7 separate regions of the Homo sapiens genome follow, and regions 1, 3, 4, 5, 6 and 7 are each linked to region 2. The links are chromatin loops, found by intact Hi-C in ENCODE. Cell type or tissue: PC-3. All regions are shown on one strand. Region 1 holds the start of PCAT7 (prostate cancer associated transcript 7). Region 2 overlaps AOPEP (aminopeptidase O (putative)). Region 3 overlaps FANCC (FA complementation group C). Region 4 holds the start of LOC124902219 (a long non-coding RNA gene). Region 5 overlaps AOPEP (aminopeptidase O (putative)). Region 6 overlaps AOPEP (aminopeptidase O (putative)). Region 7 overlaps AOPEP (aminopeptidase O (putative)).

Region 1 (4,000 bases), 230 kb after region 2:
TATTTTCCCCCTTCTCCCTGGCCACCCTCTTTTTCCCCCTCCCGCTGTCATCACGCCCTTTTGCTCCTTCATATAAGCAAAAACATTTTCCCCCGTCTTTTCCCAAAGCCTTTTCCCTACTGCTGCTCACCACCCTCTTTTCCCCCTTTATCTACCCAAAAACTGTTTTCCTCATCGTCTTTCCCCCGGCTCCTCCTTGCCACTCTCCTTCCCTTCTCCATCTACCCAAAAACATTTCCCCACCATCTTTTCTCAAAGCCTTTTCCCCACTCCTGCTCACCTCCCTCTTTTCCCCATCTACCCCCCAAAATTTCCCCATCTTTTCACAAAGTCTGCCCCTGCTTCCCACTCGTTCTCTTCTCTCCCCTATACTGCTTGCCACCCTCCTTTTTGCCTTCCATCTACCCCAAACTATTTTCCCGTCTTTTCCCCAAACTTCTTTCCCTGCTCCCTCTCGCCACCCTCTTTTCTCCTCCTCCTTGTCACCCTCTTTCCCTCCTCCATCTACCCAAACACTTTTTACCTACCATCTTTTCTCCACCATCTTTCTTTTCTGCCACTGTTTTTTCGCAAAACCTTGTCTTCCTCCCGCTGGTTACCCTCTTTTTCCTTCTCCCACTTGCTATCTTCTTTTGCTCCTCTACCCAAAAACTTCTCTCCCCACCATCTTTTCACAAAACCTTCTCTCCCTACTGCTCGCCCATTTTCCCCCCCTCACCACTCTTTCCTCTTCCCAATTGCCACCTTCTTTTCCCCCTTCATCCACCCATAAACTTTCTACCCACCGTCTTTCTGCAAAACCTTCCTTCCCTCCCTCTCTGCACCCTGTTTTTCCACCTCCATCTACCCAAAAACTTTTTTCCCCACCATCTTTTCCCCATCGTCTTTTTGCAACGCCTTCTCCTCCTCGCTATCCTTTTTTCCCTTTGGCACTAACCACACTCTTTACCCACCTCTATCTATCCCAAAACTATCTTCTTCTTCCTACCCCTCCAGCCGCGCTGCAATGTCCACCGCCACCACCAACCGCAGCGAGGCGAGCCGCGCCACGGTGCCGCGGCTCAAGCCTCCAGCATACGACCTGTGACTCCTTTTCCTGGTCTTCTAAGCCGGGCACTGAGCAGCTCAATAGAAACACACGGAAACCTAAAAAAACAAAAACAAAAAAAACAACAACAAAAAAAACGTAACTCTGCTTCAGCATTATTTATATCCTGAGGTTATGCGCATGCCGGTTCCTAGACTGCATGTTCTGATTGGATGAGAGCAAGTCTTAAGACAACCAATCACAGCATGAAAATAAAGTCCAATCAGAGTAGGCCTAGAGGTTTTTCTCTCATCCAATCAGAACATGTAGTCCAGGGTCTCCTAACCTCAGTATATAAAGCATGCTGAGGCAGCGGCGCGTCATTTCTGGCACTTATGTGTGGGTGTGGGGAGCTACTACGTACCCGGCTTAAAGAACTGGAAGGCTCCGTCACTTTTCGCCCCCTGGAGCCTGGAGCTTGGAGCCTGGAGCCTGGGGCACTCCCTCCCTGTTGGTGGTGGTGGTGACGGAGCGGTAGGAGGGAGGCTAGCAGCGAGAGCTTCTCCTGCCGGGCTGGAAGACAGAAAGAAGAGGCACCGCCGCGTGCTGGAGGCTGGAGCCGGAGCTTGCGCCTCCGCGGCTCGCCTCGCTGCGGTTGGTGGTGAAATCAGAGACCGCAGCTCGGCCACAGTGGTAGAAATGTGGTAGGGTAGGTGAGTTATCCAGGGCTGCACTGCCCTCTTCTGGGGGTAAGGGTTGGGTGTACTATAGGGGCTCACTGCCAAAGGCTACACTGCCTGTGGCATTGGACTGTTTGGGGGCACTCTCTGGGGTTGCATTGCTGGTGGTGGAATGGGGGGCTACACTGCCCGAGGTGGCAGGGGTGGTCGGGAGAGGCAGGTTGTGTACACTAACGTGTACTGCCAGTGGCGGTGGATGGCTTAGGGGCGTTGTCTTCTGCTGCACTGTCCGTGGCAGGGGCGGGTTGGGTGGAGTTATCTGGGGCTACAATGCTGGCAGTGGGGGGTGGTTTAAGGGCGTGGTCCGGTGCTGCACTGCCTGTGACTGGGGGTGCGCTATCAGGAGCTGCACTGCCCATGGCGGGGTGAGGGTGGGGCGGGTTTGGGGCGCTGTCTAGTGCAGCAATACCCGTGGCTGCGTCAGGTGGGCACTATCGGGTGCTAACACTGCCTGCGGCCGAGGAGTTGGGATGGTTTGGGGGGGTATTGGTTACATTGCCTGCAGCTGTTGGGTGTGCTATCCCAGGGTTACAGGGGGCAGGTTAGGGGTGCTATCGGGGGCTATACTGCCAGTGGGGTTGGTGGGCTGCAGAGGCAGCAGCGGCAGCGACAGCTGTGGCCTCCTTCCTCTTTCTGGTGGCCTCCATGGAAGGATGGAGTTCTTCTCTTCCCGGACTCCAGACTCTAGAGGGTGATCTCTTCGTGCTCATGCAATCTTGAGCACCGCAGGGCTCTCACACCCACTGTGGTTCCCTGGCCCGCGCCCTCACGCACGCTCTGTGTTGTGGAGACCATCTGGGACTACCGGGCAGGGAATAGAGGGCACCACGGGGGAGGGAGGGGGACAGGGCACTGTGGGTGGAGGCGTGAGGAATGGGAACCAGCACTTGGGTGGAGAGGGCTGGCTGGGTCTGAGTTTCTCCTACGCGGGCTCCCCGAAGAGCGCAGTGCCGATGGGCCCAGCAATTCCTGGCCAGCTGGACTTGGCCAGGAGCCGGTTTCAGTGAAGGCACTCACACCCAGCCCAGGCCCCAGTTCCTGGCCAGCTTTTGCCAGAAAGAGAGGCTGGACTTTGGAAGGTGGGTGTGAGTGCCTTTAATGAAATGGTCCCTGCCGCCCAGTGGCCAGCGTGACAAGGTGAAGCTCTAACACTTCCACTCCCTGCATCCTGTTCTAGGTTTCTCTGGCTTTGCCTGCGCAACTGCTCCCAGCCAGGCTGGAGGAGGAGGAGGAGTCACCTGTGGTATGCTGGAGCCTGTAGATGGCGTGGCTCTGCAGCTTGCCTCATGAGGTTGGTGGCAGCAACAGAGACTGCAGCTTGACCAGAGTGGTAGGAGGGCACCCGTGGGGGCCAAGTGATAGGAGCCTTGTAGGGTGGGCTGGTGCATTGAGGGCAACAGCGGTTGTACTGGCATCGGCGCTAGCGTTGGTAGCAGCGGCAAGTCTGGGGGCTGGGAAGGGGAGTAGGAGCGCTCACTTGCCCATCCTGTCCTGGGGTGGGGACGAACCTTAAGGTGCTATAATGCGGGCCTCAGTGGCAGTGGTGGAGGTGCATGTAGGGTAAGGAGGAGTCTTCCTCCTTGTCCTGCAATCTCTGGAGGGTGCCCTCCTCCTGCTGGCGCCTGAGCCAGGCATGAGTGGCAGCATTGTCTAATTCTTAACAAAATTCAGGGGGTGACTTTTTGTGTATCTTTTCGCTTGTTTTTTGTTGTGATACTCTTGGACTTAACTCAAATTTCATGAATCGAGGAAAGGATAAAAGGTATAATAGGCCTTCTAATTCACGCACCTGTTCTTTTTCCTTTCTTCCAGTCTGTATTTTCTTCTTCTTGTTCCTCTTCATTTTCTTTTGCTGCTGCTGCTTCTATTTGATGTTTCTATTCTTGTTTCTCCTCTTTTTGTTTTCTTTATGCCAAGCAATGACCTTAAACAACAAGCCCAAACTGAGTGAAAAATAAACTTGTCACTGTGATGTATTTTTAAAATAACTGGTCCCTTACTATGTTTTAGAGATGAGGAAACAAATAAGTCGTATAATTAGTTGAATAGCTATGATTTCATTATTGTGTTAACCCACTTAGGCCTAGTGTTCCATTATTGGAACGCTAAGCATGTGGGAGTTACTTATACTGCTCAAGGTCATTGACAAGGTCTGATTTTTCACTCATGCAAAAATTCAAAAAATTGCAACCTCTGGCATAAATGGGCTAATGAGTTGTAAGTAGTTATCCAA
Region 2 (4,000 bases):
TTTTCCTTAGATGACTGTGCTTTTTGCAGCTATAACAGAACTTGAAATGGATCAATTTTCAAATCACAAGAGGCAGTTTAAAATTTAGTTTTTGGGCCGGGCGCAGTGGCTCACGCCTATAATCCCAGCACTTTGGGAGGCCGAGGCGGGTGGATCACCTGAGATCGGGAGTTTGAGACCAGCCTGGCCAACATAGCGGAAACCTCATCTCTACTAAAACTACAAAATTAGCCGGGCATAGTGGCACATGCCTGTAATCCCAGCTACTCAGGAGGCTGAGGCTGGAGAATCACTTGAACCCCGGGAGGCGGAGTTTGCAGTGTGCTGAGATCGTGCCATTGCACTTCAGCCTGGGCAACAAGAGCTAAACTCCGTCTCAAAATAAAATAAAATAAAATAAAATATAGTTCTGGGCCAGGCACAGTGACTCACGCCGGTAATCCCAGCACTTTGGGAGGCCAAGGCGAGAGGATCACCTGAGGTCCAGAGTTCAAGACCAGCCTGGCCAACATGGGTGAAACCCTGACTCTACTAAAAATACAAAAATTAGCCAGGCGTGGTGGTGGGCACCTGTAATCCTAGCTACTCAGGAGGCTGAAGCAGGAGAATCACTTGAACCCAAGAGGCAGAGGTTGCAGTGGGCCAAGATTGCACCACTGTACTCCAGCCTGGGCGACAGAGTGAAACTCCATCTCCAAAATAAAAATAAAAATAAATAAAATTTAATTTTGAAAATAAGTATCATAACTAAAGAGTGTTAAAACAGTTATCTTAATTATTTTTTCAATGACTTCTAAAAACTGTCCTGTGAATAGTTTTGAAGATTCTATTTTCCACAGGAGGAAGAATAATTCTCAGTGAAGAGGGAAAAAGGAAGAACATGAAGGAGTAGTCAGTTCATGAGAGGAGAGAGAACTTTTTATACTAAACCTGTGAGAAACTTAGCTGAGATAATCATTTTTCATAAAAAATTTTAAGAGAAGAAAAATCAAGATACGGTAGTCATTTTTACACATCAGTCATGCCTACCAATAGTAAATTAAATAAGAAATTTATGAAAAGTCAGTGTCCTATTAGTAGGTGAGTCTTGGATAAACTCACTTAATATAATTAAAAGCACAGCTATAACCACACACACATAACCACTCTGCTTGTGCAGAGGCTAAGTTAGATCATAGCTCTGCCAAGTTAAGCATCTCATGGAACTTCTCATATTAAAGAGTTATTGTTTTCACTGCAAATTAAAACAGGCACTTAAATTCTTCCTATGAAAACCATCCATTTTACTTTTTCAACCTCTCCACTATAGGTTAGACAAACAGCATGAAGCATTCGGAAATATCAAATTGATACGTGCTTTTATTTAACATATAATCTTTCTTTCCTCAATCCTTCAGTAGCCCCTGCTACTTTGCTACCTCAAAATTGTTTCTTTCTCTAACCACAATTCCTTATTTCAGCAATTCCTATCCAAACTATTATATATGTTATGATTACTTTGGAACATCTTTGTATCACAAATTAAAGATGCCTAACAATGTTTACAGGAATATGTATATTCAGAAACATGTACACTTATAAGTGTATACAGACATACTATAGAGAATGTATATATCATATATTTTAAATATATAATATACATACATCTGTACAATAAATATAATACATTCACGAAAAGGAGAGAGAGCTCCCCATTTTGGCTGCTCTTCCCCTCCTGGCCTCCTTCTCCACTGCTTGGGTCTTTCAGCAAACTAGCTTTCTGTCAGGACTTTGCAGATGCCGCGTCTACACCTTCCAGTTTTCTAAGTGAGTGCCACCCTCGTGAATACCCATAGCGTGACTGTCTCTTGTTAGTTCTTCTCCGCAGTTGCTCAAGGGTTGTAACTGGCACCAGAACAAACGAGACAGTAAGACGCCCTGGGCACCAGCATTGCCTAACCAGGGCAATGTGCCAGGTCAGGCCACCACTTTGCAAGCACTGATGCTACCCAGCAAGGCTTCGGTTTTCCTTGCCTGCAACATGGTACCGCCTCAGGCACAGGAGAGGCAAGAGAGAATGACCTTCAAGATCATTCTTGTGAACTAGGTAAAAGAGCGCCATCTGCTGAACACAAGCGCCTCTATAGGTTTTCCTTGTTGGCTAACGGGATACCTAAAGGAATATGCCCCACCAGGCTTGTTATTCAAGTCTCACCGGCCACTCTGACCTTCAATGCAGGTGACCCAGTTCCCCTTAAGCTGGATCAGCTAACTGGACACCAAATCATACTGCTCCAGGTGGTCACAGGTAAACTTGAGTGCTTTACTCACATGGAACATTCATGAATGTCAAGTCCAAGACAAAAATCCACAGCAATGAGAACTGGTATATACATGCCTGCCAGAATCATCAATGTCTGAAAGAAACCATGATGACTTTCACATATGTCGTGTACAGTAAGCGCAGTGCCAGGAGGGTAAGCAAGAACTAGTCAACAACAAATCACAAAACAAAAGAATTAACTGACACAGATTTAGAAATTACTGGCTCACCGGCATCTTTCTAATGGGAAAAGATTAATACGTTTACCCTTAAAAACATAGGAATGTATGTGTACTGGCGTGGAATAAAGTTTCCCTAGTTCTAGAAACAAGGAGCTTTCTCTACTTTGCATTCTTTCTTTGTGAGGAAAATACTTAATCATAACCATTCCTAAATGCCTCTTAATTTACCATTTCCTCATACGTAATTCCTGGTTGCATACTATGGGAGCAGTCTAAATAGTACTGCTCATTTGAAAAGTTGGCTTTCAGTTGCACACAGGAGGGTCTGGACTCTCAGATCTTGGCTTTTTCCTGGAATTTCCCACACAAAGTCAAAAGAAAGAGAATGTCAGAGAGCTAGTCTATTGGGCAGGCCAGAGAGTAGCATTTTGCCCAGAATGAAGTAATGTCTACAGTCTTACTTTTGCACTAAAAAATGAAATCAGATCCTATGCAAGGGCACATGTAGTTTTTAACACCTTTCACTTGTTCATATGCTTTTTCTCCTTCATCTGGAAGGAGCTTCCATTAGGCAGTCTTCTTCATTTACTTGAGGCTTCCCACAAAAAACAGAAGCAGAGTATTTTCTTTTTCTTTTTTTGTTTCTTTTTTTTTTGAGACGGAGTCTCACTCTGTCGCCCAGGCTGGAGTGCAGTGGCACGATCTTGGCTCACTGCAACCTCCGCCTCCCGGGTTCAAGCAATTCTCCTGCCTCAGCCCAAGTAGCTGGGATTACACGCGCCTGCCACCACGCCCGGCTAATTTTTTTTGTATTTTTAGTAGAGACGGCATTTCACTGTGTTAGGCAGGATGGTCTCGATCTCCTGACCTCGTGATCCGCCCGCCTCGGCCTCCCAAAGTGCTGGGATTACAGGTGTGAGCCATGGCACCCAGCCCTCAGAGTATTTTATTTTTCTAGGAAGCAGGGATATACTAAATTAGACTCTATAAAAATAAAACTTTCACGCCTATAATCCCAGCACTTTGGGAGGCCAAGGCGGGCGGATCACAAGATCACGAGATAGAGACCATCCTGGCTAACACGGTGAAACCCCGTCTCTGCTAAAAATACAAAAAATTAGCCAGGCGTGGTGGCGGGTGCCTGTAGTCCCAGCTACTCGGGAGGCTGAGGCAGGAGAATGGCGTAAACCTGGGAGGCAGAGCTTGCAGTGAGCGGAGATCGTGCCACTGCACTCCAGCCTGGGCGACAGAATGAGACTCTGTCTCAAAAAAATTAATTAATTAAAAAAAAAAAAAACTAAACAAAAAATTACTAGAAGAAAATAATAATGTACTAAACCAATTCTTTTTAAAATTTATTGAGGCTGGAAAAAAGGCATAAACTGTAATTAAGCAACAAAAGCAAAAGAAATGACCCTGAAGTCGATTTTGTTACTATCACTAGTAGTTTTAAATGTTTCTTCCATGAACATACTACTTCTGCCTGATTATAAAGAACACATTTATTCCACAAATG
Region 3 (4,000 bases), 330 kb before region 2:
GACTTTTTGGCGTGATAGAAATGTGTCTTCACTGGGGTGGTGGTCACATGGATTTGCACATTTACCAAAACCTCATATACTTAAAGCCCATGCACTCCATGCGTTATAGATTTTACCTCAATTTTTAAAAAAGCTTCTGTGCCCCTTGGGGGCATAGATAGCTGTAGCTCTTTGGCCCTCGAAATGCGAGCACAGTTTTACACTTTTGTTGTTATTTTAAAAACCATGCTGAGCCAGGCTCAGTGGCTCATGACTATAACCCCAGCACTTTGGGAGGCCGAGGCAGGTGGATCACTTAAGCTAAGGAGTTCAAGACCAGCCTGGCCAACATGGTGAAACCCCATCTCCACTAAAAATGCAAAAATTAGCCAGGTGTGGTGGCATGTGCCTGTAATCCCGGCTACTCAGGAGGCTGAGGCAGGAGAATCATTTGGACCCGGGAGGTGGAGGTTGCAGTGAGCTGAGATTGTGCCTCTGCACTCCAGCCTGCGCAACAGAAGGAGACTCCATCTCAATAAAAAAACAAAAACAAGCCGGGCATGGTGGCTCACTGTAATCCCAGTACTTTGGGAGGCCGAGGCGGCCAGATCACCTGAGGTCGGGAGTTCGAGACCAGCCTGACCAACATGGAGAAACTCTGTCTCTACTAAAAAGTACAAAATTAGTAGTGCTTGGTGGCGCATGCCTGTAATCCCAGATACTTGGGAGACAGGGAGGAGAATCGCTTGAACCCGGGAGCCAGAGGTTGCGGTGAGCTGAGATCGCGCCATTGCACTCCAGCCTGGGCAGCAAGAGCAAAACTCCGTTTCAAAAAAAAAAAAAAAAATGCTGAAATACCTAACATCTCACAACGGCTTTGGCAAGTCTTTCCAAAACAGAAGATTTATTTGTATAATTGGGTTCATGTGAAGTAGAACTCATAAAGACATCAAGAGCATAAATTTTTAAGTCCCAGAAGGTGACTTTAAAAAGGTTAATTATTCTGGAAAATATGAGGTTATTGGGAGCTTATTTTTCAAAAAATAAATGTTTAAGAAAGTGTTCTGACCATGTTAGTACTGGTGGGTCTTTTTTGGGCAGAGGACTCAGAGTTTTGTATTTTCCTGACCCCGTTTCAATCTTAATGTTCATGCTCTTTGGATTTTCCATCCTGTGGCAGCTGCGGTTTGCACTCAAGACCTACTTTCCTTACACTTCTCCATCTCTTGCCATGGTGCTGCTGCAAGACCCTCAAGGTGAGTTAGGGTTGACTTTGCCCACATCAGAATGATTTCCTGGGAAGAGCATTGTCAAATTATGACCTCCTCATCAGGCCCTTATCTACAGCATGAGGGAGACAGAACTGGTTATTTCTAAGATCCCTTTAAGCCCCCAGGATCCCACATTCTGTGGATTTTGATATGAGAGTCTGCTTGGCTTCCCAGTTGTGATCACTTACCAAAAGAAGAAAACAAACAAAAAAACAATGGCCTCTGGTAGGTGTTGCTAGTCTGCCTCCAGATAACACAGGCTCTTCTGGTGCCAACCAGATCCACCAGATGCCAGGAACAGGCTAAGACTTGGCTGAGTCAGAATAAAACAGTACATTCGTTTGCTTTTCATTCTTTCTACTCTGTGCAGCCTTGTTGCAGAAGAAAAGACAAAATGATGGATGAAGCTGAGGAAATGCAGGGGAAGTTTCCCCTAACCAAGCTAAGGGAAGGATTTTGAGAGAGTTCAGTAAGGTGCTTCATCCACAGCCTCTCCTGATATCCTTTGCCAGCCTTCCAAAGGCTATCCAGCTGGGGAAGTGATGGTTCCAGCCTTCATTCGACTGGTGTTGATCCAGGAATGTGGCTGTGAGCTCACGCTTAGGAGACATTTCGGAAATAGAGAATAAGGGCATCCTTTCCCTCTGAGGCCTGAAACCTGATGGAAGGCAGTCCTGACATGGGCACAGACTGCGCCAGCCAGAAAGGGGCCTTATTGGAGCATGGGAGGAGAGGAGACAGAAGGGAACGAGCCAGTCACATTTCCTTTTTATGCCATTTTGGGCCTGCCTTTTTTCTGAGACTTGAGTGAGTAGATCTGTTTGAGAAATGCAAATGATTCAAAGTTTCAGAGCATTTTACAAAACCTAAATTCCTCTTCCTTTTTCGAGAAGATGTAGGTTCTTGCCCAGGGTGATCCCCTAACACTGTCTTCTCAGATGCTGGAGCTAGGGGTGGGATCTCTGGGTGACAGTTTTATGAAAACTCTTGGGAAAACTTTATTAACAAGACAGAAAAATGAGGAATTCACTCTCCCAGGGTTCACCTTACGCTTAGGTCAGATCAGCAAAGCCTAAAGTCAGCCAACAGGGGACGCTGAGTGAGCTCCAGAAAATGTACTGGAGTTGTTAGTGTCTCAGTTTGGAAATAGTAAATAAACGGTGAGGTGGTGCATGGGCATGGGCCCAACCCTTTACCTTTCCGTTTGTGTAACTTGTAGATTTATGTCCAAATATAAATAGGTGGCTTCGGGCAGAAGTACAAGAACCTCTTGTGCTAGTTCCTAGAAGAGCTGTCTGTATATTACTTTGGGAAACAGTGTTATGGTCACAGATTGAAGAAGTGTTTTTTAGTGGCATGATCTTCTGTTTATCAGAAATTTATTTCATACCCATTGTGAAGGCCGGGAGAGGGGTGTAAAAGAGGATCACTTACGAGCCCTGACTGTGTAGACACTACAAGTGGAGGAAATGCGAAATAAACATCTAAATAGCTAGTAAAAGGAAGAAACGAAAAATACCTTCAAAAGGCTGTGCACCAAGGGCCGCGGGAGTTCAGAGGAGGGAGGCGCTGGCCTTGTGGAGTAGCAGCAGTTTGTCCATCACTCGCCTTACCTTCCTTGTGTGTTCGATTATAGCATCTATCACTATGTGAAAACTTTTGCAGATGCTGCACAGAACTGCAGATACGTGCTGCTCAGCTGTATTTAAAACCACAGGATGACTGTGAAACCAGAGCAGCTCACTCAAGAAAAGACATTTGTTTGCATAATGCTCACTTATTTTCTTTCCTGGCCTTTTTTTCCACTGTAAACCTGAAATCATATTGTGAATTCATCACAGCCCTAGGAAAGCAGTCAGGCAGTCTATTCCTAATTCCTTATTGGCTGCTTTACTACAGTCTCCGTCTATTTTGAAATCAACACATTAGTGATGGAGGAGTGTGTAGGTAGAAAAGAAGAAACCTAGGGCATCCGCAACCCGGCATTTCCCAGTCTCAGCGGGGGCTGCTTATGCAATCTCTAGCTACTTCCATGTACCTGAATTTAAAATTACTTGAGGGCAAGCGTGGTGATTAATGCCTGTAATTCCAGCACTTTGGGAGGCCAAGGCGGGAGGATCACTTGAGCCCAGGAATTTGAGACAAGTCTGAGAAACATAGTGAAACCTCATCTCTACAAAAAAATTTTAAAAATAGCTGGGCATGGTGGTGCACCCCTGTAGTCCCAGCTACTGGGGAGGCTGAGGTAGGAAGATCGCTTGAGCCCAGGAGGTTGGGGCTGCAGTGAACCAGGATCGTACCACTGCACTCCAGCCTCTGACCAAGCAAGATCGTGTCTTAAAACCCCACAAAACTAAAATTAAAAGATTAGATTCTTTGATGTTCAACTCTGTGTGACATGGACAGATCTTACTTCCCCAGGCTTAAGAGATAGGTACTGGCTGGGAAAAGCATGAGAACAGTATTGGGTTCCGTGAACCAGAAGTAAAGGGCGTCTCCCAAAGACTCTTCAGGTCATCCCTGCAGGTGGTTCCTCATGGGCTTGACATTTCCTCAGTTGCCCTCTGACGTATCTCTCTCCACCCGCAGATATCCCTCGGGGACACTGGCTCCAGACACTGAAGCATATTTCTGAACTGCTCAGAGAAGCAGTTGAAGACCAGACTCATGGGTGAGCAAACACTGACCACTCCCAAATCTACTTCACACATGGTTTCCCTAGATCCTCATCTGCCCTTTGAGCAGGGCTG
Region 4 (4,000 bases), 100 kb after region 2:
GGCACTGCCAGCGTTTATCTATTCATTCAACACAATTGCTGCATGCCTGTCCTTTGCCAGCCACTGTTCTTGGGACATATTAAATTTTTACATGTGGGGGGTAGAGAGAAAGATGGACAGTAAGCAATAAATAAACCTATAGGGAAAATGGACCCAGGTAAAGGGCTGTAAGCCCAGCAGTGACCAAACACAACCTCTTCTTGTGACATTCTCAAGGGAGGTCCTGTGGTCTGTAAGCTTTTCTTTTGGTCTTTGAGGGAACCGTCGGGTCACATTGATCCGACTGTCAATTCAGTAGCCACCAGGTTCTCATGGCAGTGAGTGGGGTATGTAGACACCATAAGGTGGAAAACACGCACTTGTGCAAGTTCCACACCCACTGGAAATGGTGTGATCTCTAAGATGGTTACCTTTGGGTACATCTAGACACTGAACACACTCACACATACACAAACAGCATTTCCTAATTTTGTGAAATGCTATCCTTAATTTTGCATTAAAAAGTCACCTAGGGGCCGGACGTGGTGGCTCATGCCTGTAATCCCAGCACTTTGGGAGGCCAAGGCCAGCGGATCACAAGGACAGGAGCTCAAGTCGCCCAGCCTGGCCAACATGGTGAAACCCCATCTCTACTAAAAATACAAAAATTATCCAGGCATGGTGGCGGGCGCCTGTAATCCCAGCTACTCCGGAGGCTGAGGCATGAGAATTGCTTGAACCCAGGAGGCGGAGGTTGCAGTGAGCTGAGAGAGCACCACTGCACTCCAGCCTGGGTGACACAGCAAGACTCCATCTTGGGGGGAGGAAAAAAAAAGTCACCTAGGAAGTTCTGAGACTTATAGTAAGGGCTTGAAAGCAACACATTCTCTTAGATTTGTTGTAGCCCAGTGGTTCTCAAAGTGTCCTCCATGGACCAGCAGCATCAGCATCACCTGGAAATTTGTTAGGGCTGCAAATTCTCTGGCCCCTCTTGAGACCTACTGAATCAGAAATGATGGGGTAGAGCCCAGCAATCCATGGTTTAATAAGCCATCTAGGTGATTCTGATCATGTTTAAGAATCCCTGCTAGATCATACAAAGGATATTTAATGATAGAAATACTATCTTACAGTTTTAATAGTCATTTTCTCATTTGAGCTGTGTTAAACAGTGCAGAATCAGCAACAGATATTATGCCCATGGAAAAAAAAGAAAGAAAAAAACAGAGGATTGAGTATCCCTGGATCCCACAGCTATTAAGCATTAAATAAATGATCCTGGTATTCTGTTTCATTGCTCCTTCTGAACTTTCTCCATTTAATTCTTTCTCAGCCCTTCCTTCTTTTATCCACAATACTGAGATGCCTGCCTTAAACCCTTCAGATAAGTAGGAGATAGAATATAGACATTAGAGTGGATACCTTGAAATATTGGTGACAAAAATCTCCAGTGTCTGAACTGTAACTTTCTTCAAATGAAGAGCTTAAAGTTGTAGTTCAATGTTTTTCTCTTTCACAAGACGAAAGGACCACGCAGAGCTGGAATACTCACTCCCAGCAGCCTCATCAGGGCAGCGGGTGGCCTGGCTACCAAGGCCGCAGGCCCGGGGCCTTCTGGTTACACCAGGATCCACGGGCTGGGGCTCAGTGGTACTGAGTGGATAGTGTGGTTTTGTGATCCACACTGCCATCTTCTGGGGAGTCTCATCAGAGACTGTGGTTCCGTTTTTAGTGTCAAAGCTTTGAGTCAAAGATTGGGGTAGGGGCACTTCTCATTTCAACTGGACCTATTCTAACCAGCTGATGATGGTGTTGATGATGGTGATGGTGATGGTGATGAGAAGGAGGAGGAGGATGGTGGCGGTGGTGATGAAAAACAGGATTCTGGAGTTTACAGTGGTTCTCACTCTTTTGAAAGCACATCCCATAAAGAGTACAGCTGATCAAACAACAAAAGAAGAAAATACATAAGAGAACTGCTACTATTTTTAAAAGGTAGAAGTGGACAGAATGGCCTTCAGAGGCAAGTGAAGAAAACTGGAAAATATACACTCTACAGCGACTGGTTCTGGAACGTGGGACCATGAGCACTTAGTGAATTCTCTGTTTTCCAAAGTTTCTACACTAAGCACCTTGCAGGGTGCATTGTTTCAGATGGCAGGCTGCATGAGCTTTAACAAAGTACGAAACAACTGAGACAATAACTCCAGATTTCCAGCCTGGAAAACTCTGAAACAATACATTTTGTTTACTTTTAAGCCAGCCAGATTGTAAGAGAAATGTAGTATTTCACAGTGGGGGAAGCTACAAGCCTGTAGTCTAGTTGTTGACAGGGCCTGTTCCGCCTTTCTCTTAGCTCCTGGTGTTACCAGCCTCCTCCTCACTCCAATCACTGCCCCCTCCATCATTAGGTGACATTCTTTTTGTGTGTCTGTCTCTTCTCCTCTTCTAAGGACACCAGGCATATCAGATTAGGGGCCCTCCCTCCTCCAGTATAACCTCATTTTACTTACATTTGTGATGATCCTATTTCCAAATAAGGTCACATTCTGAGGTTCTGGGAAGCACATGGATTTTAGGGGAACACTCTCCAGTACATGGGCTTCGGGTTCTGATCATGGTTTAGCTACTAATTAGCTGTTCAATCTTGAGGCAGCTATTGGCTCTAGGCATCCATTTTCTCATCTGTTAATGTAAAGGAGTTAGCATGTGCCTGGCACAGAGTATACTCAGCAGAAGACAGCTAGTATTTTTGCTTTCACTATCAGAAAAAAAGTTTTCATAAATTTAAAGAGAGAGAAAAAAAGATCATACAGTCCCTGGACCAAAACAGACCATTTAAATAAAGAGAGCTTTGGAAAGCATGATTTCTACCTAACTTTCTTTTTTCCCCGTCACATTACATTTAGCATGTAGTACAAAAATCTAATTTAGCTCAGGAGACACTGGGTTGTAGTTACCAATTGTTTCTGATGAGGTAGATAACATTTGGGTCCATTTCATTCTCCAGGGGAGGCTCAGAAGAGACACACAGCTCTGCCACCTTTTCTACCTGCCTCTCCCTACACTGTGCAAGCTTGTGTTTCCAGAACCAGGTTCATTCTGACTTGATCCCAGGTGTGTCCAAGGCCTTTTGTGTTAGCAGAAGGGAGTGTACAATCCAGCCTCCTCATCAACCTGATTGAACTTCTCTTCATTAACTTTGAGTATTGTGGATTTAGAGATATGTTATTTGAGAAGGCTGTGATATTAACATATTAGAAACCATGAATATTTGGGAATGAATTACTTTTCCAATAAATTAGAGCCCTAAGAGGACAGGACTTTTCGAAGAGAAAAAGGAAGTTCAAGAAAGTTCCAGAGCCTGACTTGCGGCAGGGCACATTTTCACCTGGGAGAGGTGGTAATGGGGTAACTGAGATCCTCTGAACAGTAACCAACTTGCCACCTGACAAAAAAAGTCCTGAAGGCAACAACTGCGGTATTTCCATGTGCACAGTGTTCCAGGCGCTCGCCTAAAAATGTCCATGTGACTTTGTGTATACATGTGTTTACAGAATGTGTAAATAAATAGGAGCAGAATATGAAACACATGCGTCTGCATTTATAAACTCCGCATCCACTTATGCTAATGAAATTATTTCCATCTGACAACAAACAGTCATTATCTGTGGAGGTGCTATGAATTAGAGGGATTACTGGGATTTTTGTCCTCGCACTTGGAGAAACGGAGTCACTAATGTTTTTACCATAAAAGGCAAGAAACTTGGCTTATGTCAGCACTGAAAACTTTATTGCTTAAGGAGCACATAAGTTGGAAATAAAGTTACCATCTGAAATTTCTTCAGGACAGAGGAACTTTTAAACTCAAATTCATTTCCATTGCCTGTTGCAATTGACATCTCATGTTTTCATGTATCCATTTTTAGCAAAGTTTTCCAAGCCTACCAATAAATTGGTGTGCATAAAAATCTCTGCAGAACTTGTTTAAAATGTGTATTTCTGAGCTCTACCTCCAAAG
Region 5 (4,000 bases), 290 kb before region 2:
CATGTATTTCAGCCCTACACAGACCCAGACCGCAGACCATGACCAAAGGGGCGAGGGAGGAAAATGATGAAGTTGGTGTGGGAGGGAAGGAGACTGGGCAAGTAGAGAAAGAACAAGACGGCAGAAGGGAAACAGGGACAGGGCACGGAGAAGTGAGAACAGAGCTGCCCGTGGCAGTGAGCACAGGGTCCTGGACACCTGCAGCACCCACACCTCTGCCCTGGATCCAGCCTCTCAAGCACCCAACACCTCACCTATCAAGGATGTGCTCATCTCTTCCCTCTGCCGCTGCCGGTGCTGACGCTGGGCAGCAGACAAGCAGGTGGCCTGGGAGGGGGAAGAGCAGGTGCGGCCTGGGCCTGGCTGGCCTCCTGACCTGCCGGAAGTGGGCGAGAGCTCACATATGAAATAAATCAGCACAGCTCTCGCAAGAAGAAGTGGCATCTGGGTCTCTGGATCCTTTCCATGTCATCACAGTGAAGTTGACTTTTGCACAACACACAGGTGTGCACCCTTGAATGCTTTAGTCCAATAAAAATTACTTTGGACATCTGCTGTTCAAAGTGTTCTGCTTACGGGACATGCTCAACAGAAACAATGACAGTGCTGCCCTCACTTAGCGTACAGGTCGGGGTAACACAGAGGCGCAATTTATACTGTTGGAAAGGGATTCAGCACTTTCCGGGTTTCCAAAGCCTCCATGAATACAGGGTAATGACAGCAAAGATTTCAGCTTCTCCTAAGAGTGCTCCACACAACTGCTTCTTTGAGGCTGGGTGCAGGTGGGAGGGTCTTGGAATCTAGGGTGGGAAGAATGAAGGGCAGGTATGTGGAAGCCAATTCACATCAGACACATATCTGGCAGTAGAGAATTAAAATCCTCAAGGAATCCAAGTAATGGTTCCAGGATTGTGGACCCTACCCCACTGACAGACTGCCACAGGGAGGACGGGGTATGTCTGTGGTACAGGCCTGAGCCACCTAGGAGGCCCAAGCAGACATGCAACCTGGGTATCCAAAAAGCACGTGGAAGGAAGCACACACACAGGCACTGGCTATGAGGATGGGGCTCACTGATTCCAAGCACATTCATGGCAGCCAACTGCATGACAGGCACTGGGAAATGGTGCGGGGCAGAGTGATGGTCAGTACAAACACGTATGCATATCTATGTGTGCATACGTATCCACAAATGTGTATATGTAGAACATATAGACACACACTGAAATCAAAGTGTTATTTCCCAACACTTTCCTTCACTACACGCAATGCAGTCTGGTATTTTTATTCTTTGTTTTTTGTTTTTTGAGACCGAGTCTCACTTTGTTGCCAGGCTGGAGTACAGTGACGCGATCTCGGCTCACTGCAACCTCTGCCTCCCAGGTTCAAGCGATTCTCCTGCCTCAGCCTCCCAAGTAGCTGGCAACACAGACATGTGCCACCACGCCTGGCTAATTTTTTTGTATTTTTAGTAGAGATGGGGTTTCACCATGTTGGCCAGGCTGGTCTTGAACTCCTGACCTCAAATGGTCCACCCACCTCAGCCTCCCAAAGTGGTGGCATTACAGGTGTGAGCCACCGCGCCCGGCCTGCTGGGATTACAGGTGTGAGCCACTGCGCCCAGCCTTCTGGGATTACAGGCGGGAGCCCCCGCGCCCGGCCTGCTGGGATTACAGGCGGGAGCCACCGCGCCGGCCTCTTCTTTCTTTTTTTAAAATGCTGACTGGTGACCTACTAGATGGATTTCATAACCCACTGTGTCTTGACTCCCGGACAGTGTGAAAACCTACATACAAGCTCGGCTTCCAGAGCCTGATGCTCCAGGCTGGACCCTCGTCGGCTCAGGCAAGCTGCTCTAACCAGGCCCCACTCCAGCTCCAGCTCCCCAAGATGGGGGTTAGAAGAGCGTCAACATGCAGGGAGGGCCACAGACAGGCTGGGCTGGCATGAGGTAGGAGGTAGGAACCACATGGCTGAGCAAGAGCCTGGGCCAGGTCAGAGACTCGCAGCAGGACAGCAGAGGGAGCAGGGGAGTCCCAGGAGTAGTAAGGGCCTGGGAAGAGCTACAGCTTTTCAGGCCATCTCCTGGGAGGGAGACCCAGGGACAGGCACCTGGGAATCCTGCAAACCATTTGTAAAGATGGCTCCCTTAGCCTTGCCCCAGCCTCAGCCCCAGCCAGACTCCACTTCTGCCTTTACAGGAAACTTATCACACACTACCCAAGAGGTTCCATGGAGCTGAACTCTGGAAGGCTCAGAAACACAGTGGAGGGGGAAGCCTGCTCTTCTGACTTCCTGCAATGCTAGAAAAATGGCACATGCCTAGAAGGGCCATTTAGAAACCACATCTTGGATTTGGGACACAGGTCCCGTGACAACGGGCATGTCTATGATATAACAATAATTTTAACTAGGATATGGTAAAGGGGCCTCACCCTTATTTGATTGCTTTTTTTCTTGGAAATAGGAAAGCTGCTGAAGCTTCCTCACAACTTGAACCACTCTAATCTCTTTTTTAAAATAATATTTTTTAAGACAGAGTCTCACTCTGTCGCTCAGTCTGGAGTGCAATGGCATGATCATGGCACACTGCAGCTTCCAAATCCTGGGATCAAGTGATCCTCCCACCTCAGCCTCCCCAGTAGCTGGGACTACAGGTGCATGCCACTATGCCTGGATAAGAGTGGGACCCTGTCTCTATAAAAAATACAAAAACTCCTGGGCTCAAGTGATCCCGCCTCAGCCTCCCAAAGTGCTGGGATTACAAACATAAGCCTGGCCCCTAATCTCTTTTTAACCCAAGATATCTTCATGTGTCCAGAACCAGATTCCTGGTAAACTCCAGAAGAGAGGCTGGCAAATTTTTTCCTTCAAGAGCCAGATATTGAGCACTTTTGGCCTTTTGGTCAAAGCAGCCTTAGACAACATGTAAATACGTGGGCATGGCATGGCTGCCTTTGGATAAAACGTTATTTACAAGAACAGGCAATGGGCTGCACAGGCTCAGGCTGGGGTTGGCTGATCCTTGCTCTAGAATGGGTGCCCAAGCTATGGCTCCCAGAGCACAACATACACAGTGGTGTACTGGTGTTCATCCCCCAACATCCACCAACATGATGTCACTGAACACAGAGATGAGGCAAAAGGTGAACAACGGCCCGAGTGGGTTTGGGCCAGCTTTAGCACGACTCCACCAGAAAATCAGAGGTGCTCCTTAATGCTAGTCCTGACACCCTGGGCCTTATTCTTCCCTCTGCAGGTCAAATTCCTCTGTACAAGGAAACATGGTCTGGCATTCATCTTGAATCAGACTCATTAAAAAGGGGCACTGTGTCTTTAGAGTACCCCAATACTGGAGACAGAGTCTGAAAACCAGTGTCTTACAGAAAAATTACTCTGCCTGAAAAATAAACATCATTCACAAGGGCCTGAGCAGACATGGCTACAGGCACGAGACAGAGCAGATGAGCTCTTAAGAACTCAGCCAGTATACCCAACTTGGTTCCAAGAGCTGCGGTGCCACCACCAAAAACCATCAAGACCAAAGACAGGAATGGCCTCATTGTCTCTTCCACGGCAATCCTGGAGCCAGGATTCAGTTTGGTGCATGCTCGTCACCATGCTTAGAAAAGCACGTATGGCTCCTTTTGGTAGCTGCTTTCCTTGCTTTATTTTTAAACATTTAAAAATTATAAGCAGATGACTATACATAAATACGGAACCCAATGTACATGAAATTCTAGCCATTCATGTCAAATTCACTTTTGATGTTTCCAACAGCAACAATTGATACAGATATATATTCAGCATCCCAAATTCAAAAATCCGAAATCTGAAATGCTCCAGTGAGCATTTTTTTGTGTGTGTGTGTGGGGCGGGGGGAGGGTCATGTCAGCACTCAAAAAGTTTGGGATTTTGAAGCATTTCAGAGTTTGGGTTTTCAGATTTGGGAAACAACCAGTTAAGTATAATACAAATATCCTAATAACTGAAAAAAATC
Region 6 (4,000 bases), 85 kb before region 2:
TTTGGGAGGCGGAGGCGGGCAGATCACCTGAGGTCAGGAGTTCGAGACAAGCCTGGCTAACATGGTGAAACCCCGTTTCTACTAAAAATACAAAAAATTAGCCAGGCATGGTGGCGTGTGCCTATAATCCTAGCTACTTGGGAGGTTGAGGCAGGAGAATCGCTTGAACCCAGGAGGCGGAGGTTGCAGTGAGCCGAGATCGCACCATTGCATTCCAGCTTAGGCAATAAGAACGAAACTCTTTCTCAAAAAAAAAAAAAAAAAAAAAAAAAAAAAAAAAATTCATGGCTTCTATTCCTCCCTCTCCTGCCTGAGGACGAAGTGCCCAATCATGTTCCATCTTTCCTATTAGGGGAGAAATCAATTTGATAATGCCACTCCTATCAAAGGGTCACACTTAATATTACAAACTGTAAAAAGTAATGAGTATAATGAGATTGGGCAATGATTACCTAAAGGAAAAATCTGTGGAGAGAGATTCACAGCAGATACGCTGTACTCAGATGACATTCTACAGATAAGTAATCATTCATTCTGCTTCTGGGTAACACGAGCCGTATCTGGCTTTGATTCTATATTTCTACAGGCTTCCTTTTACACTAATTCAATTTCATTTGAAGGTAAATGGTCTAACCCAAAAAACATTACCAACCCCATTCTATGTGGGCTGTGCCATCCCACAGCAATTGATTGCCAAGAGACACTAGTAAACTTTTCCAGCCCACATTCCGCCCAGACAATGGGCTGAGTGGAAACTCAATACAACAGATAAGGGTTGATGACTCAAGTCTCCAAACAAATTTTTGGTTAAATACAGCCTCAAAAGCTAATCACTACATGCACCCCACCCAAGCTAGAAATAGGGCATTCACTAACAGTCAACAACTTAAAGGATCAAAAACTTGGAACTTCAGACACATAAAATTAAACTGGACACAAAGGCTATTGCCACAGCAACATGGACAAATTTTTAAAACATACAGCAAATGTCTTTATTTTTATTTATTTTTTATTTTTATTTTTTGAGACGGAGTCTTGCTCTGTCACCCAGGTTTGAGTGAAGTGGCGCAGTCTTGGCTCACTGCAGCCTCTGCCTCCCAGGTTCCAGGGATTATCTTGCCTCAGCCTCCCAAGTAGCTGGAATTACAGGTACACACCACCATGCCCAGCTAATTTTTGTATTTTTAGTAGAGAAGGGGTTTCACCATGCTGGCCAGGCTGGTCTCGAACTCCTGACCTCAAGTGATCCACCTGCACTGGCCTCCCAAAGTGCTGGGATTATAGGCGAGAGCCCCCATGCCTGGCCAAAAACATACAGTAAACGTTTTGAGAGGAAAAAACAAGCTGCAGGTTCCTAATGACACTGTCCACATTAAGTTTTAAAATATGGCAAGCAATACTAAATACATTCCGAATACACATGAAGTAAAATAATAAAGATACACATGAGAATAGAAAATTATAGTGGTTGCTGGGAGAGGGGCAGGGAAAGGAATGAAATCAGGGAAGGTAACATAGGGAGCTTCCACTGCATTGGCCTGTGTAGTCACAAGGCCCCACTCATCCCACACTTGGTTTAATGATCTGCTGTCACTGTCTTGAAACTCCTGTTAATGTTATCTTTGGACCTACGCTTTGTAAGTGAAATCTGATGCAGCAATGGAGCATGCATGGGAGCAAAGAAGCTTGGTGCAAAATGAAAATATGGGACACACAAATTATGTGTGTCTGCCACCATTTCTCACCACCTCATCCATACTAGCAGTCAAAATGCCCATGAACAAAGAATTCCAGTGGACCCTCAATGCACGGGAATTCGGTGAGACTCAAAGTGAGTACAAGGTAGCCGTGTTACATCTAAAATTGAAGAAAATAGATGTTCTCAAGTCAGCAAGCACAGTCCTTGAGATCAAGTGATTTGCAGGTATGATTACTCCCAGACAACTGCCTTCCCCAAACTGGTGAACTGCACTATTTCTGGTACATCTCAGTCTGGAAAGAAGAGGAAGTCACCTGTGGCCTCCAAGCTGCTTTACTAGGGAATGAGTGACACAGGCCTGCTATCCCAGTTGTTATGACCATTCGTGCTAAAGCAGCCTAGGAATTAGTAATTTTGGTCAGTTGTTTTAGTCAGCATTGGATTCGTTCATTTGCAGCTTTGGAATTTTTCTTAGTCATCAACAAATCTTTAAATTGGTGGTCACTGTCTGTAGGCAAATCTCCAGAGTGTTCTGTCAGAATGGAAAACAGCCAGGGGAGCATGGGTTGAGAAAACAGGAAGGATTTATATTATAAACATGTTACTCTGTCCGGCCTCTCATTTTCCTGGCTGGTCTGAAGTTATAGCTTTATTTGATACTTTGACATGGTTGAAATGAAAGGCAACTGGCTTAAATTACCTCGTTACAGGGAAGTGACTGCACCAGTATATAAGAAGCCAGGTTTATTCACCAAGAAATGTTCCCTGATATTCCGAATCAGAACAGATCCTATCAGGGCTGGGAAGACTTTCTGAAGAATGATAAGGGGTGCTGACTACAGTTTCATTCTAACTTCAGGCCAAGGTGTTTGCAAAGGGAGCATTCAGCTATCCTGGCTAGAAAACTAGGTGTCTTCCAGTCAGGAAAAGAGTCTGACAGAATAAGAAATCAGAAAGAAAAGCAAATCTACTCTTCAGTGTATGAGGTGAATGTTATCACTGTTTTAATGTACATTCAAATAATATGGGCTACGCAAAGTAGGAAGAATGCCTCAGATACAGTATTTTCTTTCCCTCTGTGAATCGTGTGGAACAGGCAGACTTATACGTGGACTGCTGAGGCTGACACTGAAGTGACCTCTGAAAGCAAACAGGCCAGGGAAACTGTTACGTAAACTGAAATGACTAGACATTCCAGGCCACCTCGGCCGAGAGTGGGCCGTGCTGACTACAGCCTGGTACCTGGAAATAGCAAGTACTTCTAAACAGAAAGGGGATAAATGCAAATCTTCTGTGATTTTACATTAAGCGTTGTATAAAATTTTGTTAAGTGAAGGAAATCTAAAACACTTCAAAATTTCAGAGAAAAGCTTTATAAACTTGATAGGTAATAACAGAAAGGCTTTGCTGTTTCAAATCTGAATGGTAGGAAGTAAATTTAATCAAAATAGCAGGCAGCAGACTGAAAAGTATATAATACAATATGGACTAATGTGTCATTAGCTCATCTTCACTGCAATGAGATTAGCTTCCCATAGCATCATAATTAGATCTTGGAATTTTGCTGGGTTAGATTTATGTCCAAATGACATACAGCCAGAAATAAGTTTCATGCATTTCACACCAACATTTTGACTTATTTTAAATAAGGCTGCTATTAAAAAATCCTCACATTTTATAAACTGATTATGAGTCACCAAACTCTTCAAAATCCCTTAAGTAAACAGTCTAAAAAATCCAATTTGAACACTGGTTACATTGATGCTGGCTGTATTTTTAATCAACCAATAAGCTTTATTTGTAAAACCAAAGATTTGGTTTGAAAAAGACTTATATTTGATGTACTTCACACCAAAAATTTCCATATTCAAATAAATTGTTTTTATAAAAATCCTACAATTCTATATACTGATTGAAATCATCAATCTCTTCTAATGCCTTTTCTTAAAGTAAACAATCTAAAATTTTGAAAGGTAGCTTCCTTGATGCTTGAAGCTACCTTCAAATTTTAGATTTTACATGTAAAGCCTATTAGTTTATTAAAAACATTATTATGATTAGTTTTTAATGAACTAGTAGACATCATTTGTAAAATTTAAAGTTTGGTTTCCAAATGCCAGGAGGCCTGGGTAGAATCATCAGAGAGGAGTCCTGTATTTCCTTTGTGCATGAGAGTTAATAGGATTAGGGCTGGAAGAATTGAATAAACCCTGAGCTGGTTAAGATGGATGTATCACATTTCAGAGTCCCCATTTCATAACCGGCATGCCCCACATTTCACAAAATAAAACACGCTGGTGA
Region 7 (4,000 bases), 130 kb before region 2:
AAAGTTTATAAATGGGAAGATTTTATCCAGAAATCCAGATTTTGACATTACATTAAAAATTTGAAAGATGTGGCCACACTAGGCCCAGGTCTTTTTTAGAAGTGGGCACATATTTATCCTGTACATACACACACACACACACACACACACACACACACACACACGTCTAATGCCAAAGGGCAATATTTTATCATTTCCTAAGAACAATAATAAGCATTACAGAGCATTTCAAAGATAGGATTTTATCAGGTCCCTGTTATGATTCATCCTGGTGAAATCCGAGAAGCAGGCAAAACCTGCTTTGGAGTCCCTCATCACAGGCCTGCATTCTTATGTAGTAACTGCAGCTGAATCGGAGCTGGTCCTTTCAGACAGGGCTTGGGCTCTCCAGTTTGCTGTGGTCCCAACTTCTCCCTCCCGTCTCCCTGCCATTGGCTGAGCCTCCTTGTCATTTATAATCATGTGTGTGGTTTTTTTCCTTCTTATCACAGGATTAAAAAGTGAAATATTTCTTACATCCATGTCTCCATCAAAAGTAGACCAAGTGTTTCTTAGAGGATGCTCTATCCAACCCATTCACTAATTTATATTGCTGCCTGGCCCCTTAGAAGCATTAGGATTTAAGCTGTTTTGTTTAGTTTTTCTTATGAAGAATTCCTATTTATGGCTATAAGATGATTTAGCAAACCCTTCATGCAAAGGGCAAAGACACAAACTTCTGCCTAGCTCAGGTTGATCAGACAAATTCCATATTACTAAGGGTGAAATTAATTGGGTTTATTGTATTTGTGAAATCCAAACACAGTTTCAGTTATTACTAGCCACTAATGGCTTATAATGAAGGCAGAGCTTGTTAACTAAGCAAACAACTGGCATGTTTGTTTAAAGTGTAAATAGAAGGAAAATTCATGAATTAAACGAATGAATTCACTGATTGTTCTCCCTTGGCTGTAAGGGGGCATTCAGCTGCCACAATATATGTCACCACCTTTGTTAAACAAATTCGCCTGCTCAAGTTATCTTTATCCGGTCAGAGACCGTCTTAGTGGTAGCTTAAAAAGTAAATGTCTCTCTTAATTTTTCAAAGTACTCATCTGCATCAATAAATGCCACTAAGTATAAGGGATCACCTGGCTATTGGGGATTCATAAATAATTGAACTTTTAAGAATAACAGCATATTTCCTAATCTCAAATTATGACTCCATGGATAGACCACCATGGCACGCTTGTCGAGATAAGGAGACAATATCCTTCTTATTTCCCAGGGTGGTCCTGGAAAATATGTGACAGATGGTCATCCTCAGAGGTATTCAACTTAACAGCATGTCCCTCTGAAAGGTAATAAACCTCACCAGAAACAAAAATAAACAAATAAAAGTCTCTCCAAAGTCTCTCCAAAGTCTCCTGATTTTAACTAACCTTTCCATTTAAAATTATGAGCCTTCTATTTCTTCTCCCCAAATGGAATGCATCAGGTTTATTGGATATCTACAGCTCAATCCCATTTCTCTGGATGGTTCCCTTGACTCATCATTCTTTGCATGTGTTCACCGTGGTGAAAATGTGGGCAAGGATCCCAGGAATTCCTTTCATTCTAAAGAATTCTGCCTGCCCATGTCCCCATTCCTAGGTGGTTACCTTTTTGTGATCTGAAAGGCACCCGGGTCTGTTTGGAATGTATTCAGCTGCAAGTAACAAAAAATACAATGAACACTGGCACACACTGGAGAGGTTTTTCCTTTCTTGAAACAATATCACTGGAGTGACAAGACCTTGCTGGGGCTGGTGCAGTGACTGGCAGTGCAGCGGGAGCTGGAGGACTTGCTATACTCCCACTCTCCATCCTTCCTGTGTGCACTTCTTTCCTCATGCTTGCCCCTCATGCTCACGGGTTGACCACTACACCTTCATGCACCATGTTCGTGTTTAACATGGAAGAAACGCGCTGTGCCAGCAACAACGATCCCTTTCATCAGGAAAGCAACTTTTCCCAGGGAGCCCATAGCCGAGATTCCTACTCTTTAGTCTCTGCTAGCTGTTAAGGCAGCATGGGAAAGATGCTTTTTGGTGTTTTCTGACTCTGTAGTGGAAGATGGACAAGGAATTGGGTCTCACACGGTCAGCCATGGCACCGTAGTGTAGCCCTCTTTCTCATAAATAGCAGAAAGTCATCACTTAGGTCATCTTTTAGAACGCAAATACTTTAGGAAGAGATAACGCACTCAACTCACACTGAAGTGTTAGTAACATATCACATTCCTTCTTTCCAGGCAGGGGACATTCTGAGCATGGGGGTCGGGGGCTGGGCAAGTCAGAGTACCTCAAAGACACTGGCTACCTAGTACCCAACTTAACTGCACGCTGGCTGGCACTTGCACTTTCATTTTACCTTCATACCCTCACCAATGACCAAACACCTAACAAAGCTAAGAGCGGTACTATCTATTCTAGTGGTTTTTAAGAACTCGGTCTTTGGGGACAGAGCTGGGGGTCAACTCCTGGCTCTCCCTCTTGCCAGCAGCATCAGTGCATTGGTTTCCTAGGGCAGCTGCAACAAACCACCACAAGTACGGTGGCCTAAAACAACACAAATTTATTATTTTACAGCTCGTCAGGTCAGAAGTCGGACACAGGTCTCACTGGGCTGAAATCTATGCTGCTGGAAGTCCTTGTGTGTGTGGTTGACTGGAAGGGGCACAGGGGTCTTCTGGAGTGCTGGTTATGTGCATTTCTTGGTCAGGGTGCTAGTGACAGGGATGTCTACAGTTTGTATCCAACAAGCTGTATGCTAAGATGTATACTTTTCTGTTTTACACTGCAATGAAAAGTTAAAAACAGACAAATACCCTGGGAGGTCCATCTTTTCCATGGAGAAACTGAGGCAAAGATGAAGTTAGAGCTCTGTCAGTAGGGACAGAACTGAGACCAGGGTCTGGGCAGCCCACCTCCTAGTCTTTTGAGTTTAATGTATTCGAGGCCAATTTCCAACACTAATTATGTATTATATATTTAAAATCTCTTGAGAAAAGCTTTTTTTAAAAAATTTCTTTTGCCATAGAGTCACATTTCTATTGCAAGTGAAAGGTACCTTGTATGCTTCAGACACACCTGTAAAAACAGAACCAATCCTGTCATATATCCCTGTCTGCTTCACTTTTTTTCAGACGCTGTGAAAAACATGCCACAATAATAAACCCCTTTTCCATCCTAGCCAGCTGGAAAATTACGTGATGCTTGAAGTGACATCATTCAGCTACGACACCAAGCCAGTGGCTGCTCTGAGAAATCTGGGTTAGACAATGACAGCATGGATGTGAATGCCACTAGGCAATGAATCCCACCCTTTTTATTAGCAAATGGCTGTTTTTATCACCATGACATTTTAAAAATGAAACTGTGACAGCTACATTGTCTGAGGCCATTGATCACCCAACATCTCTTATCTCCAAAAGGAAGCCCACTGGCCAGAGGTGTCCTGTTTCAAAGCAGGGAAGACAAGAATGGAGGTAAAGGAGAGCTCATTTTAAACCACTAGTTCCAAAGGGAAAGACCAGGGCCCAGGACTGAGGTACTGGGGTCTTCCAGGGGATAGACAGTCTTCCCTCTATCTCTATCAATTGTTTCTAAAGTGAGCTCAAGTAGCAGTAGTGATAATACCTTAAGTAGTAATGACAGTATCTACAATAATACTCTTTGCTATAGACACAGATACTGTATCATAAACCCTAGGCAAAACCCCAGGATGCTTATTAGGTAAACATAACATCACGAGGAGGCCCAGACATTCCTCCACCTTTTTGACCTTTAAGTTGAACTACATAAAATGCAATAAGTGACCCTTTCCAACTTCAAAAAATGGGCAATTTCATATGGCTCATCCTAATAGACTGGCCCCTCCCCCAAGATCCTTCTCTGCAGATGTGTTAGGAACTGCCAAAAGATCTAGGGAAATGTCCATACTTCTCAAGCAACAGAGAATTAGAAACACTGCTGCACCT

What was found. A loop is a pair of places that touch in the nucleus more often than their neighbours do. Peaks named below come from ENCODE experiments on the same cell type or tissue, not always from the same donor. Only the 100,000 strongest peaks of a DNase experiment are listed, where the experiment ranks them.
Region 1: it touches region 2 in a loop (4-fold over the local background); 4 of 110 quality-filtered maps call a loop at or near these places.
Region 3: a loop joins it to region 2, with 8 times the contacts of the local background. A loop is called at or near these places in 78 of 110 quality-filtered maps.
Region 4: it touches region 2 in a loop (4-fold over the local background); 59 of 110 quality-filtered maps call a loop at or near these places.
Region 5: it touches region 2 in a loop (5-fold over the local background); 15 of 110 quality-filtered maps call a loop at or near these places.
Region 6: a loop joins it to region 2, with 5 times the contacts of the local background. A loop is called at or near these places in 24 of 110 quality-filtered maps.
Region 7: a loop joins it to region 2, with 6 times the contacts of the local background. A loop is called at or near these places in 34 of 110 quality-filtered maps.

The regions. Positions count from the first base shown.
Region 1 is chr9:94,552,299-94,556,298 of GRCh38, reverse strand. PCAT7 (prostate cancer associated transcript 7) reads right to left here and starts at 1,216. Exons shown (of 3, transcript NR_121567.3): 1 at 954-1,216. LOC124902218 (a long non-coding RNA gene) reads left to right here and starts at 1,410. Exons shown (of 2, transcript XR_007061674.1): 1 at 1,410-1,740; 2 at 2,945-4,000. RefSeq lists enhancers at 1,015-1,677, 2,342-3,004. In PC-3, CTCF peaks have their summits at 1,789 (motif pointing left) and 3,021; DNase peaks (open chromatin) are centred at 1,388, 1,718 and 2,978; H3K4me3 peaks cover 3,157 bases; H3K27ac peaks cover 647 bases.
Region 2 is chr9:94,781,329-94,785,328 of GRCh38, reverse strand. The region is part of intron 3 of AOPEP (aminopeptidase O (putative)); the gene reads right to left. Among named protein-coding and RNA genes, the nearest start is that of MIR2278, 27 kb to the left of the region's middle. In PC-3, a CTCF peak has its summit at 2,113 (motif pointing left); a DNase peak (open chromatin) is centred at 2,028; H3K27ac peaks cover 2,133 bases.
Region 3 is chr9:95,114,550-95,118,549 of GRCh38, reverse strand. FANCC (FA complementation group C) reads left to right here. Exons shown (of 15, transcript NM_000136.3): 11 at 1,160-1,235; 12 at 3,840-3,921. It also overlaps a transcript of AOPEP not described here. Among named protein-coding and RNA genes, the nearest start is that of MIR3074, 30 kb to the right of the region's middle. RefSeq lists a silencer at 2,024-2,103. In PC-3, CTCF peaks have their summits at 2,133 and 2,338 (motif pointing right); a DNase peak (open chromatin) is centred at 2,369; H3K27ac peaks cover 1,320 bases.
Region 4 is chr9:94,679,286-94,683,285 of GRCh38, reverse strand. LOC124902219 (a long non-coding RNA gene) reads right to left here and starts at 1,592. Exons shown (of 2, transcript XR_007061675.1): 1 at 1,402-1,592. In PC-3, a CTCF peak has its summit at 1,676 (motif pointing left); a DNase peak (open chromatin) is centred at 1,645.
Region 5 is chr9:95,071,165-95,075,164 of GRCh38, reverse strand. All of the region lies in intron 14 of AOPEP (aminopeptidase O (putative)), which reads right to left. Among named protein-coding and RNA genes, the nearest start is that of MIR6081, 7.8 kb to the right of the region's middle. In PC-3, a CTCF peak has its summit at 2,002 (motif pointing right); no DNase peak of the experiment used is centred here.
Region 6 is chr9:94,866,253-94,870,252 of GRCh38, reverse strand. All of the region lies in intron 5 of AOPEP (aminopeptidase O (putative)), which reads right to left. Among named protein-coding and RNA genes, the nearest start is that of MIR2278, 58 kb to the right of the region's middle. RefSeq lists an enhancer at 3,964-4,000. In PC-3, no CTCF peak of the experiment used is centred here; DNase peaks (open chromatin) are centred at 722, 2,092 and 2,862; H3K4me3 peaks cover 1,519 bases; H3K27ac peaks cover 4,000 bases.
Region 7 is chr9:94,910,688-94,914,687 of GRCh38, reverse strand. The region is part of intron 5 of AOPEP (aminopeptidase O (putative)); the gene reads right to left. Among named protein-coding and RNA genes, the nearest start is that of AOPEP-AS1, 33 kb to the left of the region's middle. RefSeq lists an enhancer at 3,857-4,000. In PC-3, no CTCF peak of the experiment used is centred here; DNase peaks (open chromatin) are centred at 287 and 1,597; H3K4me3 peaks cover 480 bases; H3K27ac peaks cover 2,715 bases.